2 separate regions of the Homo sapiens genome follow, and region 1 is linked to region 2. A link is a contact called in ENCODE Hi-C data. All regions are on one chromosome and are shown on one strand. Each heading gives the region's core, a stretch centred on a gene start or an enhancer-like site at or near the end of the contact. The rest is flanking DNA. Distances are from core to core; before and after follow the strand shown.

Region 1 (3,214 bases), core at 541-3,040, 59 kb after region 2:
TAGTTTTTGTGTCTGTCTGTGTATCTGAGAGATACAGACTGATGTAAGAAAGAAGAGCAAAATGCTAAGGTTGGTTGGCTCATGGCAGAAAGATGAGGTGGCTCAGCAAAGCAGTAAAGAAGAGGTTACTGAAAAACCACAATGAATGGGCTTGAATTGGCTTTCACCAAACAGCTTCTGAAGGCCAGAGAGGCCCAGGTGGAAAGAAACAGGTGGAGGAAGATGGAACTGCAAGCAGAATTGCAAGATAACCTCGTGAGGATAAATGGCCTTATAGAAAAGGGCAAAAGAGGGCTGTGGGAGGGCCCTTTGTACAGCCACTTAGAATTTGGAAAGAACAAGTCTAGTGGGATGATGAATGAGGTTGATGGGATTGCTAAAAAATAGAAGGCAGTGATGGTCTGTGGTCTCAGGACTCTCTATGTATGTGAGAGAGAGGCAAAGAAGGGAATGGGACTGAGTTAAGACAAAAGACATCAACTTTTGTACCAAGTGGGTCCCTGAGTGACTCCAAAAAACACTAGGAGCTCAGACTCAGGTGGGAAGCTTACCACATGGGCAAGGACTTGCATGGGCAAGCCCATCACAAGGGACCAGGGTTCCAACCTATTGCAGCATCTATGGGGACCTAAATGTCTCTCCTGGTGGTCAGGCTCAAAGGAGGGGTTGGGGGGATCCAGGAACAGAAGAGTGCTGCTTTCAGGGTATATGCTTCCACCAAGGATCCAGCCCCATTAGAAGATCAGGCCAGCCTGAACAAGGGACAAGCACATATGTACACAAGTACACACTACTGATGTGGCTTTTTACCAAGCTGCACACATCAAGGTAATTCTAACCCAGCCCCATCGTTTTGGTCCATTGGCATGACCTCACATGGGCACAAAGAGTGAAGAGGAGCCCGGGTTTTCTTGGCGCCTGAATCTTAGGACCCAACACTTACCTTTCCAGGTTCTCATGTTGTCTAAACCAGAGAGGGAGATTCTTCTTGGAACCAGAGTGCATTCTGGCTTCTTGCTACCACTGTGTGTACTCCACTCCTCTTGGCGCCGTTCAGACAGATGGCTTGGCTTAGGGGGGCGGGGAGGTGGAGTGTTGGACATAATGTCTAGTTCTTTTGCTCCACAGGGTAAGGAACCTTGATTTTTATCTACCTGAATGGTGGAACTTAAGGAACTTTCCAGCAATGGTGAAGAAGACAAGTGGTCCCTGGGTGGCCCATTGATTTCTCTACTCCAGATCAGGGCAGCCTGAGGCCTCGAGGATGGCACCTCCTGAGCTCCACTGCCATGGCATGAGGGGTGGACCAAATGACTGGAGGGGAGCGGCTGCAGGCAGTCAACAAAAACATCATCAAATGAAGCCTGTTCCAATGAACGGTCTGAGTTTGACCAGCTATCACATCTGGTGGGTAGACTGGGGAAGAAAAGCATGTAAGTTGGACTAAAATGCAGCCATCCACCCACCACAAAACCAACGCTGGCCTCATTCCCATCTCCCCAGTACCACCTTGCTTGCTACTTGCATAGCCACATTCCCTCTACAACACTCAGTTACACCAACCCCTTGGTGTGGCAAAAGAAAAATGGTTTGTTGATTTTTTCATCCTCTAAGCATCAGATACACATGAAAATGCAAGGCTAGAAGTGAAAACCACAATGCTGAAAAGCATGACTCATTCTGTTTAGTATACTACATGCTTCATCTTTCACAGTGGTTCATAGCAATCTGTTCCTGCCTTGACATTGGCAGGAAGAGAGGTGACAGCAGACACACCCACTAGAAAATGCTACCACTAAATGGACTAATTTGGTGAAGCACACTGAACACATCTCAGCTACGGACTGCAAGAGGAGGCAGTGTGACTCTAGAGAGCATGCTAGCAGGCCCAGCTCAGACAGAGTCCTGGGCATAAGCATACCTGGTATGGTGCAGTCTTCCAGTCTCGCAGTTGGACAAAACCAGATAATCTGGAAGGAAGAGAAGCTCTGACTCACTTCTGGTTTCCTCAGTGGCTACGGCATTAGTGTTTGGGTCATCTCTTGGCAAAGAGGAGCTGGCAGCATGGGCGGTAAGAAGGGAGCTGGCAGAGGATGGCTGCAGGGAGGAGGGCGTGTAAGAGAGGCTCTCCATGGAATCTGCTGGAGAAATCATTTCCCAGGTTAATGTTTAAGAATGGCTATAACACGCACTCAAAATTTCTCCAACAGCATCAAAGAAGCCAAACAGAAGATGCAAATCACAGCTGGTGTTTGTACTGATGGAGAAGACCATTTCCCCAAGCTATAAACAATGTCTGGGAAAGAAGGCCAATGTTTCAAGAGCAAAGTGTTGAATCAATTAAGAGTAAAAAACCCAGCATTCTTGGCCCAAAAATCTGCAGTTAATCTACGCACAGCTTCTTTATGGCCCTCAGCAGCAGCCTTGCCTCATTGTTTTTTCACTCAACTAACAAACATATATATATATATATATATATATATATATATATATATATATATGCATAACAAGTACATGCATATAGTTATATATGTACTTGTGCATATATGTATGTATACCTATACATGTTTATTATATAGGTATATGTCTATATAGAATACCTATTACATCTACCATGTGCCCAGAATGCCACTAACCCTCAATACAGCCAAGACAAAGATCCTGCCCTTATTGAAGTTTAGATTCTAGCAGAGAAGACAGACAAATAACACATAAATAAAGAGTCCTGTTCATCACTGTTATAAGTAAAGGGAAGGAAAGAAACACAGTGCTGTGGTGGCTGGAAAAGTCCATTTCTTTTTCTCAAGGAGCATAACATTCTCCCCATCACCTGAGAACATGGTCCTTAAGATGAATTTGAATCAGGAATCAATGAGAACTCCAGATCAGAAACAGCCAATGAAAAGCCTGCTTTTATTTCCCTTTTGAACCAAGTTAATAGTCCAGGATTCCTGAGTCAGGATGACCCAGAACTAACTAGGTTCAAGTCCAGGCTCTACTACATAGCCATTACTACATGGCCTGCCTTCTCCAAGTTTCCTTTTCTATAAAGTGGAGATAGTAATCACACATAGGCCATAGAACTGCTGTGGGGATGAGACAAGTTAATATACAAAAGCATTTCAACAGAGATCCTGGCCAGGGTACACACACAATGTGTTGACTACTATATGGTTGCTGGAGACAGAACCAAACACTCTGTGAAAAGTCACAA
Region 2 (3,196 bases), core at 11-2,510:
ATCTCCCTGGGCTCCCTCGGGTGGCGGCGGGCCTGGTGTACCAGGTCTCTGTTCTGAGACCTTGTGTTTGGGTGTTCTGAGATCTCTAGCTTTCTGCCCCTCCGGGGAGGCGGATCCCAGCCCCCAACCCACCACCCTCATCCGCCCAGCGCCTTCCCTGTCCTGGTCCCGAACTGACATAAACAGTAGGTTGCCGGACACGGTGAAGTCCTTCAGAACCGCCCCTGGTCGGGGGAGCGGTGCGGCATCCCGGGACAGGATCCTGCGGACCAGCTCCGCTTCCATGGGCGACGAGAAAGGCATCGTGATGTGCCTGGTGGGGACCCAGTTAAGGTGCCATCTCCTAGGATTTGGCCGGTGCCCATCTCATCCCCTCAGGCTGTCTCCCCACGCACTGGCCCAGGTCCTGCAGCAACCCCACCCAGCTGTCTTGATTCCCCACTTTCCTCTGTTGCACCTCAAGCTGACTCCTGCGTGCCCTTCCAAGGCCCTCCCCACCATGCCCCCTGCCGCATCAGCCGGGACCTCTCCCCATCGCTTGACACCACCCCCATCCAGCCCACACCCCAGCCACCGGCTCCCACCTTGCACGCTTCCCCCCAACTCCTGATCCCTTCACACACCCAAGAACCCCTGTCTCCTGTCCCCCTGCCCCTCACCCCATCGCCCAGCACCCAACTGTGCACACGCTCCACCTCCCATCCCCTACCTACTCCCTTCCTCTGAGCCACCCCTCGACCTCCAACTCCCAGCCCCCACCCCCACCCCACCCGGCGCCTTACCCCCATCTCCCAAACCCCACCTTCCGCACCTGGCCCTGCCCTCACCCACCTCCTGGCCCTGCCCCCCACCTCTTGACCCTGTTGTCTCCGTCTCACGGCCCCCACCTCGCCACCAGAACCTCCTAGAACAGAACAGAACAGGATACAACTCAAGCAGGCGGCTGTCCGGCCTCCTGGCCCCGCAGGGGCACCTTCCATCCTGCGCAGAAGCGGCACCGCCATGCGGACCCCGCGGGGCGCCTCCTCTCGGCCCCGAGGCCCTTGCTGCCCCTGCGCCCCGGGGACCTCTGCCGCCCGTGGCACCCGCCTCTCCTGGGCCGCCAGCATTGCCCCCTGGGCCATCAGGAATGCCAGGGCCTCCTGGGCCATCAGCATCGCCCGTCGAACCCCCTGTGCCCCGGCCTTCGGCCTGCATGGCTCCGGAGCCTCTGCCCGGCTCTCAGAGAGAAGGTCAGGGCCCACGAGGATGCGGAGGCAGAGAGGCTGCAGGAAGTTCCGCCCCCTGGCGTGAGATGGGCAGCCCGGGATCCTCAGGGCGCCTGCGCACAGGGGCCCTACTTCCGGCCCTGGGAGACCCCGAGTGAGCCCCGGAGCACGTGACCGGTTCTCACCAACCCCGCCCCTCCCCAAGAGAGCCCGGGCCGGAAGGTGGCCGCAATGCCAGCTTGGACCCCTCACCCCTGAGCAGCCGGCTGTCCGCCGGACCCCTGTCCCGGGAGCCCTGCAGGGAGTCAGGCACTGCGGGGCCCAGCCTGTCCCATCCCCCGGGTCTCCCTCACATCGAGGAGCAAGACGGGCCTGGGAACACGGGGCCGGGACTGTGCGGCCATCGTCCCGGACCCTGTCTGCCCTGTCCGTCCTTGGGGGAGCGCCCAGGACAGACCCCGGGGGGCAGGCCTCTAACTGGGCTCAGCAGCCTCCGTCCCTGTCCTGGTCGCCCAGCTGGTGGGGTAGCTGGAACTGCATGTCTGGTGGGCGTGGCCTCGCGCCAGCCAAGGTCTCCCAGGCGCCAGGTCCAGCCAAGGTGGACGGGAGGGCCCAGCGGGACCCGGGGCCGGATCTCACTCCTGGGTTCAACGGGTTCTGTCCCTGTCCTAGTCGCCCCGCCTGGTGGGGGAGCTGGAGCTGCGTGTGGGGTGGGTTGCGGGTGGCCTCCCACCAGCCAGGGGCTCCCGGGCTCTAGGCCTGGCCCAGGTGGACAGGCGGGACCTGCTGGACCTGAGGCTGGGTCGGGCCTGGCTCCTGGGTTCGGCAGTATCAGTCCCTGCCCTGGTCGCTCTTGCCTGGTAGGGAGCTGGGAGGTGACCCTGTGTCTGCTGGGTGCTGGCTTACTTCTGTGTCTGGAAGGGGGTCAGATCCACAGGAAAGGTGCTGCGAGAGGCGGGCAGGGGTGGGGGTGGCATGGCCCTAGGAGCTGGGTGTCTGTCCCCACGCCCTGTTCACAAGTCTGTGGGGCGAGAGGCTGCAATACTCCATCCCGGGTGTCTGGGCTGCTCACCAGGCCGGCTCAGGCTTCCCACATCCTGTACCCTGGGTTGGGCATGAAACCGATCCAATCGTCCCATAGGCTGTTCTTTTTGATACACATAGAAACTGACCCTTCTGGTCTTCAAGCTTGAACCTTACAGTTGTTTTATCTGAATTCCTTCCTCAGGAAATGACCTTCGGGCCTCTCAAAATATCAAAGAACTGAAACTCACCAGATAACCACATCCAGACAATGAGATGCTGGACCCCCCAAATTCATCAGGATTGCTTTCTGGGCCCTCCCGAGTTCCTGTTTTCCTACACATTGGTGCATTTCTTCCTGGCTATATAAACCCCTAGTTTTAGTCAGGGGGATGGATTTGAGACTTAACTCCCATCTCCCCGGCTGCAGCACCCAATTAAAGCCGTCTTCCCTGGTAATGCTCTTCGTCTCAGTCAGTCATTGGCTTTCTGTGCGGCCAGCAGCAGGACGTAGACCAAACCCTTGGTATTTCGGTAACAGGCACACCCCCAGGAAGGGACCCCGGACACGGCTACCACCTCTAGGCTTAAAGCGAATGCACTTCCCGCATCTCCAGTCTTCCGTGTAGCAGCTTTAACCTATGTATGTCTGTGCCACATCCAGTCCTCAGACGGCTGAGTGACCCCAAGAAAGGCTTCCCCGACACCCAGACAGAGGCTGCAGGGCTGGGGCTGGGTGAGGGTGGCGGGCCTGCGGGGACATTCTACTGTGCTAAAAAGCCACTGCAGACATAGCAATAAAAACATGTCATTTTCCAAAGCAGGCTCCTGCTTCTGCCTCTGCTGCTCTAAGAAGGGGTCAGGGTGCAGGAGGCAGGGGGAACCTCCTCCAGCTGGAGCTGCTGCGGTGAGCAAGGCTCTGCTCTGGAGGCCTCTGAGGCTGGCACCCTTCTGGGGACTGGGAA

What was found. A loop is a pair of places that touch in the nucleus more often than their neighbours do. Pooled maps may share reads with other maps.
Region 1: a loop to region 2 is called in a pooled map, with 2.5 times the contacts of the local background. The contact joins the enhancer-like site here to the promoter of CTAG2 in region 2. A Hi-C loop is called at or near these places in 1 of 168 maps with a recorded cell type or tissue (A673), 3 of 37 single-sample maps with no recorded cell type and 5 of 50 pooled maps.

Annotation. Positions count from the first base shown.
Region 1 is chrX:154,711,286-154,714,499 of GRCh38, forward strand. GAB3 (GRB2 associated binding protein 3) reads right to left here. Exons shown (of 10, transcript NM_001081573.3): 3 at 1,922-2,141; 4 at 944-1,416. Among named protein-coding and RNA genes, the nearest start is that of GAB3, 38 kb to the right of the region's middle. Within about 2 kb of position 1,791, at least 3 of the 41 ENCODE cell types and tissues checked have a DNase peak (open chromatin) inside an H3K27ac peak, as active enhancers do.
Region 2 is chrX:154,652,319-154,655,514 of GRCh38, forward strand. It overlaps CTAG2 (cancer/testis antigen 2), which reads right to left and starts at 1,261. Exons shown (of 3, transcript NM_172377.5): 1 at 929-1,261; 2 at 179-313. The coding sequence starts at 1,197. It overlaps LOC105373387 (a long non-coding RNA gene), which reads left to right and starts at 1,417. Exons shown (of 2, transcript XR_938543.3): 1 at 1,417-2,686; 2 at 2,773-3,051.